Regions from separate parts of the Mus musculus genome. Here region 2 is linked to region 1. Evidence: chromatin loops called from intact Hi-C (ENCODE). Cell type or tissue: heart. All regions are shown on one strand.

The links. A loop is a pair of places that touch in the nucleus more often than their neighbours do. Peaks named below come from ENCODE experiments on the same cell type or tissue, not always from the same donor. Only the 100,000 strongest peaks of a DNase experiment are listed, where the experiment ranks them.
Region 2: a loop joins it to region 1, with 4 times the contacts of the local background. A loop is called at or near these places in 13 of 42 quality-filtered maps.

Annotation. Positions count from the first base shown.
Region 1 is chrX:96,092,424-96,100,423 of GRCm38, forward strand. Msn (moesin) reads left to right here and starts at 3,622. Exons shown (of 13, transcript NM_010833.2): 1 at 3,622-3,820. The coding sequence starts at 3,809. In heart, no CTCF peak of the experiment used is centred here; DNase peaks (open chromatin) are centred at 3,608, 4,258 and 4,638; H3K4me3 peaks cover 3,284 bases; H3K27ac peaks cover 2,323 bases.
Region 2 is chrX:96,021,978-96,029,977 of GRCm38, forward strand. No RefSeq gene overlaps it. Among named protein-coding and RNA genes, the nearest start is that of Gm41897, 39 kb to the left of the region's middle. In heart, no CTCF peak of the experiment used is centred here; a DNase peak (open chromatin) is centred at 4,024; H3K27me3 peaks cover 210 bases.

The sequences.
Region 1 (8,000 bases):
CATTAGGTGCTATGGTGAGAGGAGTCATAAAATGCACCCCCCCCCTTGAGTGTGCCTGTCACAGCCTGGGACTGAGGCCATGTGTTTAGACTGGTGGAAAGAAAGTGGACTGGACATAGACTCACAGGACCCAGGCCCAGCTTCTTATTATTAAGAAAACATGTGACTTTCCAAAAAGTACTTCATTTCCCAGACTCTCAGTGTCCTCATTCTTAACACTGAAAAGTCTTTTGTGACCTGTGAGTCCCTAACACTCATTATATGGGAGGTAACATTTTCTCTGCTCTTACTCAAACTCTGGTTATTTCTTTCCAAGAAAAGAGTTCCCTGTGACTTTGATTTATGCTCTCAGCCACATTGTGTCATAGGTTGAACTTGATCTGTTGGAGTGACAGCTGTCTATTCTTTTAGAATGGCTAGCTTCAGAATGTGCACACGTACACACACCACATCCACTCATCTACTCCCCTTAAATACATGCACAAAGAACATCTGGCTAACATGTCAAGGAGCTGAGCAAACTACTTTAAAAGGGAGGCATAGGAATCCAAGTGGAGTGGAAAAGGATGCCAAACAGTGGAGGAAGGTTGAAGAGTGAAGGAAAAGAGGCAGGGAAATGGGTGAGGTTGAATGTAGGGAAGGAGACATTGCAATAGTATAAGTGCAAATTTTGGTGATCAGAACCATGGAACTGTGATAAGTTTTTTTAGCTAGACTAGCCAGGCTGATTCATGCTAAAGTCTACCACAAGATTTCTTGCTGATCCTGGAGCTCACTAAGTCTCCAGGTTGGTTGGCTGGCCAAAAGCTTCTGGAATCTACTTGTCTCTGTCCCATCCTTATCCTCATATACCTCCTTGCCAGTCTTTTAGGTGGATGGTGACATTCGAAGTCAAGCCCTCATGCTTATTGTGTAATAAGTTTACCAATGGACCCAACTCTCCAGCCCCTAAATCTCCTTGCTCAATCTCCCGTCCCTTCACCGTGATGTCTCCAGCTTTCTTGGACACTGGATCTAGAATGTTCCTCCTCGTGACCCTACCTTGCTTTACTGTTTAATAACACACTTGCCTAGCATTCCTTGAATGTTAGGAATTTAGCACATCTAAAAATCCCAAATCTGTTCATGTTCCCTATTCCCCCCAAGGGAGCCAATCTATGTGTGGATGTCCAGACTTTATTTCTATGTCTTTTTCTCCTCACAGACTGGCATAAGCCAGATCATTTCTAAACTTAATTGTAGGGATTAATATGGTCAGATCACATATGACCATAATAAGAGGTTGGATGGGGGGATAGAATAGAAGTATCGATCATGTAAACATGGAATGGCATACAAAAAGGCAGGAATAAGATGAATAATATCCCTGTCTATAGTGAAGAACAGCAAAACACCACAGCTGCCTCTGCTTTGCACTGAAGATAGACTATTTCAAGTCTAACATCCCAGTAATATCCAGTTGCTTGACCACAGTAACCATTGCTACTTTAAGCAGCTTCTGTGTGGTGAAGTGGGAAGGTGGGGTATTACTTCACTGGTTCTCCCCCCACCTCGCCCTGATTTTAACCATCATTTTTTGGTACTTTTACTATTTGCAATCTCTCATTCTCTAGGTCTAAGCCTCCTACTTCCTTCACTCTTCTACTTTCCCACACCCTAGGGCATCCTTTTCTCTCCACTTGGCTTCCTATGCCTCCCTTAGCTTTTTAGTGGTTTGCTCAGCTCCTTAACATGCTACCCAGCTTTCCTTTCTGCATGTGATTGCAGGGAGTAAACGGGAGGATGTGGCATGGCTGGGGATGTGCACACACACATAGGGGTTAGGGAATTACATACTGGGGATTTCCACGTTCCAGAAAGTTGAACTAGTCTGCAGTGGACTTATTTTAGGTATTTATTTTAGTGCCAAGATCTTTTAGGCTCTAGGTGAACATGAATGAAGAAATCAGTGAGTTCCTTTAAATTTGGGAGGTTGAATTGGGTGGAGGGTCCATGGGCCATGGCAGTATCAAGGATTGATTGGCTACCATGTCTACTCCTGCTACTGAAGTCTTCTGAAAGGTGCTATTTTTCCTTGAGGCAAATACTTGGGTTTTGACAGAGAACGTTCTTTTTCCCCCCCCCACCTGTCAATGAACTGCGGTATCAGTGACAGAAATAGAGGCATGTTGGCTCATGAGTGTAAATGCAAGACTTTATACAACCTTTATGTTGTAGGCTACTGAATAGGCTACTTCTTTCTCCTCTTTTTGTAATGTTTGGATGGGAAAGAACCTTGGAAACCCTGTAGTTTGGTCATTGTTAAGGAAGGGGAAACTCAATACTAGAGGGGGGAAGGGAATTACCCAAGAAAGTGCAGAGGACACAGGCTGAGTTCATGATGAAACAATGATCTGAAGCCTGGTGAGTGTTGAGGTGTCCTTTCCACTATTCTGTGTTTGACTCTCCATCACTGAGGTATATGGTAATTTACTTCATGAAAGACACACAACCCATGCTCCTGCACAGTTGCCAGAACTGGAGGGCATATATCACCCGAGAGTCTTATACTCTTATCAAAAAGTGAATGTCTGCCTGGTATTGTCTGAGCACTAAGGTGGTAGAAACAGGAGGACTGGGAATGCAAGTCAACTGGCTGCTGTTAGTGCGCTGTGTCAAAGCAAGTGAATGTATAGAACCGGTGTCAGACATCTGCAATCTAGTTGAGGTAGTAGGATTATGAGTTCAAGACAAACCTAAGCCAGTGTCTTAGAACTGAGAGTTCAAGACAAACCTAAGCTAAATAATGAGTTTAGAGCCAGCTCTGGTGACAGACAAAACAAATCCAAAATGTTGGGGAAGGACTAAGGAAAAGACCAAGACACTGATGTGAGGAGAGTGGGAATTGGAGGACTGAAAGTGAACATAGAAGACAGATAATTGGAAAAGGATCCCAGTTCTGGAGAAAATGAAATAAATAAATAATAAACAAACAAACAAACAAACAAACAAATAAATACAAGGTCGAAGGAAATGTCACAGGTTAAATGAGTCCTCTAGAAGGGAGTGAACTGTTGAGGAGGAGCTGAAGTTTAGCCCAGAAGTTTCCTGAGGAGTAGCAGAACTCTCAGGAGCTGCTATGGACAGCAGAGGATTTGTTGTGGTCCCAGGGAACTTAGGTGTGGCATGATTGGAGGTCACAGAGAAAAAGAGGAGTTCAAATGTCCACAAGCGGGAACTTTCTAACCAACAAGGCTTCCTAGAGAGGGAACTCAGCAGTTCTACTAGGCAACGGGTTCCCAACATTGGTAACTCATGGTTCAGGGCTGAAAAGCATCTGCTAGGGTGTGGCCCCCCAGTCAAGCTCTGGCTCAGACTGGGGGCGGAGTCAGATGGTCGAAACTTGGAGGGAGGGGGGCAGTGAGGAAAGGTGGGAGGGGGCAGAGTGGGCACTAGTGGGGAGTGGGAGTCCTTGGGGAGTTTTGGCCCCGAGCCTGGCCCCCCACGTGGCCAGAGTAGCCTCTCTGGGCTGGGCCGGGCTGGGCGGGGCGATGCCCGAAGCCGCGGGCAGGCTGGCGGGAGGGCGGGGAGAGGCGCGGAAGCCCGGCCACATAAAGGAGCGAGCAGCGCAACGGGGGCGGCTCTTTCCTGGGTGGGGTTTGTAAAGTCGTGGCCCGTTAGCAGGAAGCGGAGCAGTCGCCCAACGCTAGAGTGGGACCCAATCTGAGCACCCGGTTCTCCGGAGTCCTTGCCGAAGTGTACTGCGCGCTCAGAGCAGCCCGACAGTTTCCAGCCAAACTTCACCAACTCCTCTGCCCTTGCCGCCACCATGCCGAAGACGGTGAGTGCCGACAACTAGCGCGGTCGGCCCTGGGGGCTCCAAGCTTGACCCTTGCCACTTTATGGCTTCGGGCTTGGTTGCTCACAGGCCTGCCGGGGATGCTGGGCTGTCCACTAAGGCCCTAGGAAGGAGAAGATAGTGGAGCCCTAATTTGAGCGCTCTAGAGGGTGACAGGGTGTACAAACTAGAAGTGTGGATAAGGAGGAGCCAGCCTTTCTCGGGTTCCAGTTCCCCGCCTCTGGGATGAGACAGTGGAAACTCTTTGAGGGACTGGATCAATCCCCTATTCTAAAGGGTCGTTGGGAACTGGGGAAACGACTTTACTTTTGAGAACATTTCCCCGGCCCAGGAATTGGCGCCTTTCTGTAGCAAAGCTATCACTGTCTCAGAAGAGCCCCCAAGCTTACAGAGAAGCGGGGAGGAGAGAGGAAGTTGCCCAGGGCGGATCCCGCACACCCATCCACCTTTCCCATAACCGCCCCTCTTCTACCCCACTTCTGCTCTGTCCCCTTCCACCGCGTCTTAGCCCCAACTGCTTTCCCCAGGGAAATGAAGATTTGTGAAGGGTCTCATCAACTGGGTTACTTTACCCAGGGGTACAAACACTTCATTAGGCACAAGTCTGTGGAGGGGCCCACACAACCCACTGGAAGACAGGGCAGGTTTCTCTTCCTCTATTAAATCCCTGTCAGACATAGTGCCTCTCTATCCCCTCAGGACCGTTTTGTGAGGTATAGGTTTTCTCCTGTGGGGGCCACACCTATCTAGTGTGGTGGTTGATTTGAGATCTGGTCTCCACCCCACTGGCTGTTGCTCGCAGAAGCCTCCAGGGAGTGAGGCCTAGGGGGGCCGGATGCCCAGTAGGGAGGGGTGGGGGAGGGGTATGTGCTTGACTAATGAGCTCTGCTTGCTTTTGTGCAAGTCACGCCAGGTCCTTGCTCATGAAGGCCCTATGACCACCGTGAATTATGTTTCTTAGGTAATGGGGCTTGCTGGGCTCCCATGTTGTATATTGCTAGCCTACCCATCTCTCTAGTACTGCCTGAGCCTGGTAGAACTGAGACAGTGACTAGGATGCTGGAGAAGGGATGAGGGTGCCTCGGAAGAGAGGAGAGTGAATAGATACAGGAGGTCTTTGTGTCTATATTGAAGTTTCCTTGCTACCCTTACTGTATTCTAGCTACACTGCCTAATCGTCCTTGCCTTCTCAGAACTCTGTTCTTAAGAAATACCAAGGTGGGGTTTTTTTTTGGGGGGGTTCTTTTCTTTTTTTTATTTTTTATTTTTTGAGAGAGTCTCCTGGTCTTATATAAAAGTATACTTTGTGAAAGTATATACATATGTGAAATTACAATTTGCTCCCCTCCTCCACTGCCCTCCTGTCGCCTCCTTCACCCCAAGACTTCCGTTCGGCAGGCAGGTTTCCTTCCTCCCCTCAGTTGTCTTCCCTTCTGTTTTCTTATCACATGTATTCCATTTCGGGGCTTTTTACTTGGGCAGGATCTTACCCTATAACCTAGGCTGGCATGGGACTCCCGATGTAATGTAGGTGGCTTTCAGATTTTTTTTTTTTTTTTTTTTGCCAGTCTTCCTGCTTCAGCCTCCACAGTGCTGAGATTACAGGCTTGAGCCATCATGCCTGGCTTGTTCATTTGTTTTGATAGAGGGTTTGATTCTAGCCAAGGCTGGTTTGAACTCACATTGTAGCCTGAGATATACTTAAAAACTCTTTTGGAAGTAGTTCTTCTCAAGTGCAGGGATTGTAGCCACCACTAAACCCGGCTTCCACTCCTTCTGTACCGTGTACTCAACCATTTCTAAATTATGAAAGATACGAAATAGTAGTGTAAAATCAGATTTCTTCGTTTGTGTTAGAGAAAGTCAGTTTCGCTGTTAAAGCTAATTTGTTCTAGCAGGCAGCCTACTTTAAATATGTTGAAATACACCTTTTTTGGACTGTCTCTGGTTGCTAGTTCCCAAAGTCTGGTCTTTGATGTTTTTCAAGACAAGGTCCTATACTGTTGTAGCAGAGGTTGGTCTCCAGCTCCTAGCCATCTCAACAGAGCCCTCTGAGTGCTAAGATCACAGGCTCCCCTGTGACCAGCCCATCTATCCCTTCTGGAGAGAAGAGAATTTCTATTTAAAATGCTTTTCCTGGTGCTGGAGAGATTGCCCAACAAGGCACTCTCACAAGTTCTGATCTCAGTGCCCACATGACAGCTTGCAACTGTCTGTAATGCCAGTTCCAGGGAATCTGACTCTCTCTTTTGGTGTCCTTAAGTATCAGGCACAGTTTTCGTATACATGCATGCTGCCAAAACACTCATGAACATAAAATAAAAAAATAAATAAACCTTTTTTGGAGAAGGTCTTTCCCTCTCAATTCCACTTTCACTTTTTTTTTGTTTAATTTCAAAGATTTAGGAGATCCACTTGGATTACCTAAAAAAGAGATTATTAATTTTTCAAGATTTTGAGTTTTTTATTTCAAACTTTATGATTTATTGTTACAATTTATTTATTTATTTATTTAACTGGTTTGATGAAACAGGGTCTCATAAATCCCAGGCTAGGCTTGAACTTCTAATCCTCTTGCTTCCACCACCTAAATGCTGGGATTTGTTGTCATACTACCAAGAACGACTCTTCCCGTTGTCTAGATTGAAACTGGCTATAGAGGAGGACGGACCCGGCCATGAGTGATGTTGCATACCAACAGGAAGGCTACAACTTGGGGTTAGGTCTTTTTTTGAGGGGGAGGTATCAGTCTTGGAAAACCTGTTTGGTTTACTGGGATTTAGCAAGTCAGGGGAAAAAGTGGTCAGTGCTTATTGGATAGTATCATCCATGATAGACAGAGCCCAGCTCCTTTGAAGTATTTGAAAACTTCTGGCCCCGCATTCAGCTAAACTTTAACAGGGGCTGTATGAACTGTTGATTTTCCTGCCATTCCTAGCATTGCTTGAGCCACTGAAGTGGCACTAAAGTGGTACTTGACTAATAGGGGGCAGAATTTCAGGCTTCTAACCCTTGAACCAGCCCTGTCTGTAGACTTGAGGGTGGGGCAAAGGATCAGGAATGAAGGTTGTGTGGGAGGCTTCTGCCTCTGTCTGCTGCGCTGCCACCCCCTCCATCCCCCCTTCTCTCTCTACTTTTTGGAAACAATTTCTTGTTGTGTAGCCCTCAGGGCCCTATAAAATACCTTTTTTTTTTTTTTAAACAAACAAACTCACAGCAATCCTCTTGACTCTGCTTCAGAATTTCTGGAATTACAGGTGTGAACTACCTCCTGAGGGTGTTTTGTTTTGTTTGTTTTGAGACAGAGTCATGCTGTGCAGTGCAAATTAGCCTTGATTCCAGGCAATCCTATTTCTGCCTCACCAATTATGAAATTATATAGCCTCTCTACACACACACACACACACACACACACACACACACACACACACACACCAGTGGACATCAAAGGGCAAGTTTCAGGAGTCAGTTCTCTTCACTATGGCATCTGTGAATAAAGTGGTCAGCTTTGGCTGGTAAGTGGGTGACCCTCTGAGCCATCTTGGAAGTCACTTGATTTATTGTTTGTGACTGAGTCTCATGTTGCCCAATTTGGATTTGAACTAGATATATAGGCAAGGATGACCTTGAACTCTGTATCTTTCTACCTCAGCCTCCCTCATACTAGCATAACAGATGAGTGTTACCTTGTCTATCTTCTCTCCAGTCTTGATTTTCCAATTTGCTGAACCCTTTGTGAAAGTGTAGATAGTAGAGAACAGAACCGGTACCATCTTGGGGATTTCATTTATACTTATTCATGGAAAATCTCTTGCACAGAGAGGGAAAAGTCAAGGCACAAAATAGCCTCTACTTTCATCTTGGGAGGAAGGTTGCTCTGTCAGTCAGTGATGGGGTGGTATTGACTACTGCATTATTCTCTAAGTGCCTGTAATGGCAGCCTGTAAGGGAAGTGTTGCCAGGCATGGTAGCTCATGCCTGTAATTGTAGCACTTGGGAGGATAGAAGATTGTAGTGAGTTTGAGGCCAGCTTGAGCTATATAGAGTAAGGCTGTCTAACTCCCTCCCCCCAAAAACCCTAACAGTACCCCCCAAAAAGAAAAACAACATAAAAATAGGTGGTGCCTTTTCTTTGGACTGTTACTGTAATCCAACTGCTTTA
Region 2 (8,000 bases), 70 kb before region 1:
AAAATAGGAGGGGACAGAAATAAAGAGAAGGATGTAATAATGAAAAAACAACAATATAAAAGGAGCTGTATTATAAAACCTTGCACCTTGGAGTTAATGTCATCTAGAATAAAGGTAATCTTTGAAATAAATCAAGGCAGGAGAAGTCTTGAGAGTTGATTATAGTTATGCAGCAATATGGTAGCGCTACCTCGACTCAAATCATGACTAGAATAAAGGGAACTCAAAACAAAATGGCTGGGTTGGGGAAATAGTTCAGAAGCAAAATGCTTGCAAAACATATACAAGGACCTGGGTTTAATTCCCAGCACAATAAAATAAATAAAAGTAGCCTGGGGTTTGTCAGTATGTCTCTGCAGGAAGAATGCCAGTCTGCTCCACAGGAGGCAATGGCATCAGGGAATCAGTCCTCTTCACATCAACTTTCCTTTTGGAGACTAAAACACACAGACTAGACTAGTGATCTTCACTGGAGTAAGTTAGTGTCTGTGCATAATACAGTGTTTAGAGACTCGTGTCAGACTTCACAGACAATGGAATTTGGGCTGTGGGCCTTAACAGACAAAAATATTAAACAAAATTTTAATGGCAAATACATAGTTATCTTTCAAAACTGTTTTTTAAAAGGACTGGGGATGTAGCTCATTGACTAGAGTGCTAGCCATCATGCCTTAATTCCCTTCGTTTGGTTTACAGCAAGACTTAAACTGAGTGCGCTGGTGCATACCTGTAATCCCGGCACTTAAAAGATGGAGGCAAGAGGATCAGAAATTCAAGGTTATCCTCAAATAAGGCCAATCTGAACTGTATGGACTTCTGTCTCAAACAAAACAAAACAGAAAAAGAACAACAACAAAAACAGCCCCAAAACATCTACTTTGGGTAGACTTTTGTTAAGGTGGAGAAGGGAGTTATGTTTTCTCATGGGACTATGTCTTAGTCAGGGTTTCTATTCCTGCACAAACATCATGACCAAGAAGCAGTTGGGGAGGAAAGGGTTTATTCAGCTTACATTTTCACATTGCTGTTCATCACTGAAAGAAGTCAGGACTGGAACTCAAGCAGGTCAGGGAGCAGGAGCTGATGCAGAGGCCATGGAGGGATGTTCTTTACTGACTTGCTTCCCCTGGCTTGCTCAGCTTGCTCTCTTATAGAACCAAGACTACCAGCCCAGAGATGGTCCCACCCACAAGGGGCCTTTCCCCCTTGATCACTAATTGAGAAAATGCCTTACAGTTGTATCTCATGGAGGCATTTCCTCAACTGAAGGTCCTTTCTCTGTGATAACTCCAGCTGTGTCAAGTTGACACAAAACTAGCCGGTACAGACGACTACAGGAAGAAGATAACTGGAAGGTGGACACTGGTAGGGATATCGATAAGGCTCAGTCTGCCTACTGAAAGACAAGGAACATTAAGGAAGGTCATAGGGAGCTGGATATGGTGCTGTACGTCTTTAATCCCACCTAACACTTGGGAGGCAGAGGCTGACAGATCTCTGAGTTCAAGGCCAGCTTGGTTGGAGGGAGGAGGGGAGGAGACATGGGAGGCCCAGATTTTTGTCACCCCATGAATTTCTGATATCTGAGTTGGTTTGTGTTGTGCTAGAAACGGGGAAGAACAAGAAGGATGGCGTGGTCATGAGAAGGTTTAGCATAGTAAGCTGCCTGCTACCAATCCTGAGGACTTGTGTTCTAGCTCTAGGCCCTATAATGTAAAAGGAGAAAACTGACTCCTGAAACCTGTCTTCTGACTTCCAGAGGTGAGCCATGCCTTGTGTGCATATGCAAATATAAAATAGATAAATAAATATATAAATGTGAAAAATGTCTTAAAAGGACAATGTGGACCAGGGATGAAAGAAGAACAAAGCTGAGTTTTAGAGAGATTCCCTCTGGCAGAGAGCCCATGGAAAATGGATTAGAGGGAAGATACTGCCACTGAAGAGCTCTTATAAAAACTCTCTTCTATAGTCCAGGAAACAGACAGGTCAATGTCTGATATGTGGTGAGGTACATATGGATGTAGGAAGTGAGAGAAATAGCATCTGTACAGAAAACACTGTAGTGTTAGAATTAGGAACATTGATAGAGAAGGAAGGAGAAAAAGGAATAAGGTACTCTAAAACAGTCAACTGCCATTCCTATCCTTAAACTGCCAGACAGCTATTTTTTCCTAACTTTCTATTGGATTGTATCTGTGTCTGGTACTACTGTTGCTGCTGCTGCTGCTGGTGGTGGTGGTATGTGCACTTACACATCATTTTTCTGTCTCCCAATATGCTTATGTAGCTTCCTGGATAATCGTCTGTATCTGAGTATGAATATACATTTTTAGGCATCTAAATGAGGCTATACTTTGCTCTGTGTGTCCTACACTTTGTCCTTGCTGTGGTGAAATTGATTGGCTAAAGGAATTGATTCAAATTGTCTTGTGCATCTTTGGGTGAAGAAATCTTTTTTTTCCCCCCAAAGGTGTTTCCAAATTCTGTTGCTATTCTAGAGTGTGATGAATTTGATTGGTTATAAGAGATATTTCAAATTGTGCTCCATGGCACAGCTACAGCTTGAAATTCAATCATTGCTGGCTGCAGGAATTACCATAATACATTTGGCTCGATTTTCCACACAATAATTTAAGACTTTGCTGCCTCTTCTTTATGCAAATCTATCCAACTAAATGACACCAAACTGGGGAACATTTTTTTGCAAACTGATATCTTCCAATGAGAACATTGTGCTGTCTTGTGATGATGAGTAGGCTGGAGAGGCTAGAGCCACAAAAGACCCCAGTTCTGATTACAATTTGATTCTTACAGAGGACTGGTCCACACAGGTTTCAGATCTCAGAATTTAGACCATGACTTTCATTTTCTTTTCATTGCAACTTGTGAAATAAGAAATGTTGAGGGCCAGAGAAATGGTTCCATGCTTAAAAGCACTTGTTATTGCAGAAGCCCTGGGTTCAATTCCCAAAACTCACATGGCAGTTCACAACTGTCCATAACTTCATTTCCAAAATGCATTTGCTACACAAACATTCAAGTGAGCAAAACATTGGTGCACATAAAATAAAATAAAAAAATATTTATTTTTTAAATAGTAAATGGATCCAGGAGGTGGTAGCATATGCCTTTGATTCTAGCACTAGGGAAGCAGAGGCAGGTGGATCTTTGTGAGTTCAAGGCCAACCTGGTCTATAGAGGGAGTTCCAATACAGCTAGGGCTACACAGTGAAACCCTGTCTCAAAAAAGAGGATGTTTTATTGTGACTCTTCTCATCTCCTATAGCTACCAGCTCTACCAAGTATATTGGCTCTCAATAGTTACATCTTGCCTTGAATTCAGTTACATCTGGCTAAGAACCAATGAGAAGGATAAAATTATGCAAGCTCTACCAAAGCAATTAGAGTTTAGACTGCAGTTTCTTAATTCTCTGTCAAGAACTCTTAGAACTATACAGTCCATTGTGCCTTAGAAAACTTCAGGTCCATATCTCTATTGCGCATGACTTAAACTGTTCTGACCACATGTCCTCAGTTCCTTTCCTTGTTGGGCCTCACTGCTCTTATCTGCACCATGGAAAGAATAGGCAACAGCTTTGTTTCTTTATGTGAACAATCAGAGCATAAGCCTGTGGGTCCTGAACCAGGATGAAGAGAGGAAGAAGCAATCAGGGCTTGTCTCAGAAACTATGTGTCACAACCTCCTTTGACTCCAAGTCTCCATTAAAAGAAATAAAATAACTTTTCCGGTTTGGGAAATCTTGCTCTAACCCAGAAGTTTTACGGCCTCTGAGAAGTGGGACAGCATATCCGCTTTGCCACCTCCAATGCCTTATAGGGCTAGAAAGACCTAAGTGACCAGCTAGTCAAGTGAGGGAATTGTTGGCCTGGAGAAATTGCCGAATTCCGGGGGAATCTAAGTCTGGTGGGGAAGGGGGTGACTGCCACTCAGCCCTGGGCAGAGTGGCAGGCTGGGCTAAGCCTGCATGTTCTGGAAAGGCCAGAAATGATGTCATGGGACTCTTTGGGCTGCAACAACAGGAAACCACTGAATGTTTACATTGGCTCCCAGAACCTAGGCGGCCTGTTTTGTCTTTACTTCCTCAGTCTATCTGTTTCCTCTGATTCAAATACTATGAAGAGTGGCTCACTACCCAGGCTAGGAAAAGCGGAAGGGAGGCCCAAAAAGAAAGCCTCCTTCCCAGTCTAGAGAGCCAGATGATTGCGAGGGGAAGGCTGGATTTACCCTATCTGGGGCCCTGCCAAGGGTAGCACTTAGGGCAGGGGAAGCAAAGCAAATGGTTTGTGCTTAGAGTACTCCAAAAGCAACTTCAGAAATATCCTTAGGAACTAAGGTCTAAACTTAGATCCATCTTTATATCTGCAAATCATATCACTATGTCTTGCTTATAAAATTTACTTGAATCTATTTTAGCCAACTATGGACTTGAGTGCAAAGTGCTGCATTATGCTCTATGTGTGTCTGTTTAGGGATGTGATACAAAGATGGAAAACAGGACTAGGGATGTAACTCAGTTAACAGTGCTTTACTGGCCGGGCGTGGTGGTGCACGCCTTTAATCCCAGCACTTGGGAGGCAGAGGCAGGCGGTTTTCTGAGTTCGAGGCCAGCCTGGTCTACAGAGTGAGTTCTGGGACAGCCAGGGCTACACAGAGAAACCCTATCTTGAAAAAAACAAACAAACAAAAAACAAAAACAAAAACAAAAACAAAAAAAGAGTGCTTTACTGGCGCCTGAAGCTCTGATTCATCCACATGAAATGAACTGTGGAGGTGAATGCTTGTAATCACAGAACTCACCAGGTGGAGGCAGGAGGATCAATAATTCACAGCCATTTTTGGCTACATAGTGATTTGGGGGCCAGCTTGGGCCACATGAGACTTTGTCTCCAGGCATAACATTTTTGCAACCCATTTTTAATAAGGGTTCAACCTCTCCTCTAGCCCATCACCCAGCAGAGGTAGTGGAAGAGAAAAGTTATTAGGCTATGGGAAAAGTAGACCTGTTCAGCAACAGTTCCTTAGGGGCGAGCTCCATCCTCTTGGGCAGCAGTTCAGTCCTGTAGCAAACACCAAATACGATTCAGCAGCTATAGATCAGTCCTCTTGGCAGGCAGACAAATCACGCATGAACCGGCAGCTACAGTCCAGTCCTTTTAGCAAACAGACACCAGGCACAAACTGACAGCTACAGTCCAAGCCTTTCAGCCTAAGACAAGACTGCAGAAGCAGCAAGTTGCTGCAGGAACCTTGAGAGAAGTTTTTGGGCAAGTTTCTCTCAATGGCAACATTACCACAAGTTGAGCTCAAAAATGCTATGTAAGGTGAACCAATACATGTGTGTCTTTAGTGAAGAACAGCAAGGCAGAGCAAATCAAACCAATATTTAATGCTCATCTCCCACTGTCTGTGGGGTCATATTTATACTCCTTCACCATAGGTCCTTCGACATGTTTGCTATGTCAAAACATCCTTTCACCTGTATCTGCTTCAGGAAAACAGCCTTTCATGTGTTTGCTTTAAGCAAGACATCCTTTTACCTGTATTCCCCAGCAAAACATCATTTGATATAACTAATTTTTCGCAGAACTAGAAGTTTCCACTTCATTTGTCTCCCCCCACCTCCCACAAAAGGGGGTCAAAATGTAATTCTTGCCCTCCAGGAATTGACAATACCTTTATGGAATGGTAGTGAGCTTTCTGTCTCCTGTCCTGTTTTTTCCACCCACTATGTTGTTGCAGTTCTAGACCCCCCATTATTTTCCATTTTCATACACCAGCTGCTCCCTTCAAAGTGCTTAATCAGGTTTCAGTTCCAGAGAGTTCATGATGGCAGAACAAAGGCATGGCAACAGGAATATCTGATAGCTCACATCTCAAAACACAAGCAGGGATCAGAAAGCACACTGGGAAAGACATTGAGTCTTTGAAACCTCAAGCCTGCCTGCAGGGACACACCAGCTCCAAGAAGGGAACACCACAGTACTGGTTAATTTGGTGTGAACTTGATATAAGCTTGAGTCATCTCAGTGGAGGAAACCACAATTGAGGAAAAGACCTCTCCCAGTGACACACTTCCTCCAACAATACTAGGCCTCCTAACCCTTCTTAAACAGTTCCATCAACTGGAGTCAGGTATCCTAATATATGAACCTATGGGGACATTCTCATTCGGAACACCACAGACCATTTTATTCTGTAGATTCTGTAGGTTAACAGAGTGAAAACTATCTGCTTTGCTGGAAAGAACATTTGAATGGAATTACAGGTGTCAATTCTTGTTTATTTACTTTGCAAAGTCTTTTCCAGGAAATTACTTTTGTCAATACCCTTAAGTGTTGTTCTTGTGTCGTATTTTGGCTCCAATATAGCTTTGCTTAGATTTCCTTGGCTACTTGAAGTCTTTTGTCCTCTTGCATAAATTGACATATTTTCTCTAGCTATGCAAAATTATTCTTGGTATTACAAATCACCCACTGAGTTGGGTGATAGTGGCACACACTTTTTTTAAAAATAAAATATGATTCTTTATCTGTCAGGCTAAACAGAATTTAATTTCATTCAAATTGTGGTTCTTGGAACAGGGATATGATTTCTGTATTTGTTTTTTTTATTGGATATTTACTTTATTTGCATTTTAAATGTTGTCCCCTTTTCTGGTCCCCCCAAAACCCTGTATCCTCTCTCCCCTCCCCCTACTCACCAACCCAACACTCCCAATTTCTGGCCCTGGCATTTCCCTATACTGGGGCATAGAACTTTCACAGAATCAAGGGCCTCTCCAACTGGGCCATCCTCTGCTATATATGCAGCTAGAGCCATGAGTCTCACCATGTGTTTTCTTTGATTGGTGGTTTAGTCCCAAGGAGCTCTGGAAGTACTGGTTAGTTCATATTGTTGGTCCTCCTATGGGGCTGCAAATGCTTTCAGCTCCTTGGGTCCTTTCTCTAGCTCCTCCATTGTGGACCCTGTGCTCAGTCCAATGGTTGGCTGAGAGCATCCACCTTTGTATTTGTCAGGCACTGGCAGAGCCTAGTTCTAAGACAGCAAAGGGTACACACACACACACACACACACACACACACACACAAAACTGTCACAAGCAAGCAAACATACAACAAAAAGTCGCCCACTGTTACACTGAGGCCTAAATTTCCTTTTTATATATAGTAGTGTTTTGGTTATTTATTTATTTATTTATTTTTAATAAAATTAGATGCTGTTCAACAGTCTCTTAATGGTTTCCCTGTTTTCAAATTTTTCCCTTCCCCTGCCTCCTCCATATTACTTTAGAGTTGTACTAATTCACTCTTTCAACTTCCTGTTATCCAATCAAGTCTTATTGGCAGTATAAAGGAGATTGGAGAGTGGGTTTGGGTTTGAAAGTATGTTATCACTCACCATTGACCATTTAACAGTTGGCTCATCTTTCCAAATCCTTATTTCTCTATTCTCATCTTCTACATTGGCCAAATGAACCTCAGAGAACTTTTTTATTAGACATTTTCTTCATTTACATTTCAAATGCTCTCCCCAAAGTCCCCTATACCCTCCCCCCCCACCCGCCCTGCTCCCCAACCCACCCACTCCCACTTCCTAGCCCTGGCATTCCCCTGTACTGGGGCATATGAACTTCGTAAGACCAAGGGCCTCTCCTCCCATTGATGGCTAGGCCATCCTCTGCTACATATGCAACAAGAGACACAGCTCTGGGGGTACTGGTTAGTTCATATTGTTGTTCCTCCTATAGGGTTGCAGACCCCTTTAGCTCCTTGGGTACTTTCTCTAGCTCCTTCATTAGGGGCCCTGTGTTCCATCCAATAGATGACTGTGAGAATCCACTTCTGTATTTGCCAAGCATTGGCATAGCCTCACAAGAGAAAGCTATATCAGGGTCCTGTCAGCAAAATCTTTCTGGCATATGCAATAGTGTCTGTGTTTGGTGGTTGTATATGGGATGGATCCCCAGGTGGGGCAG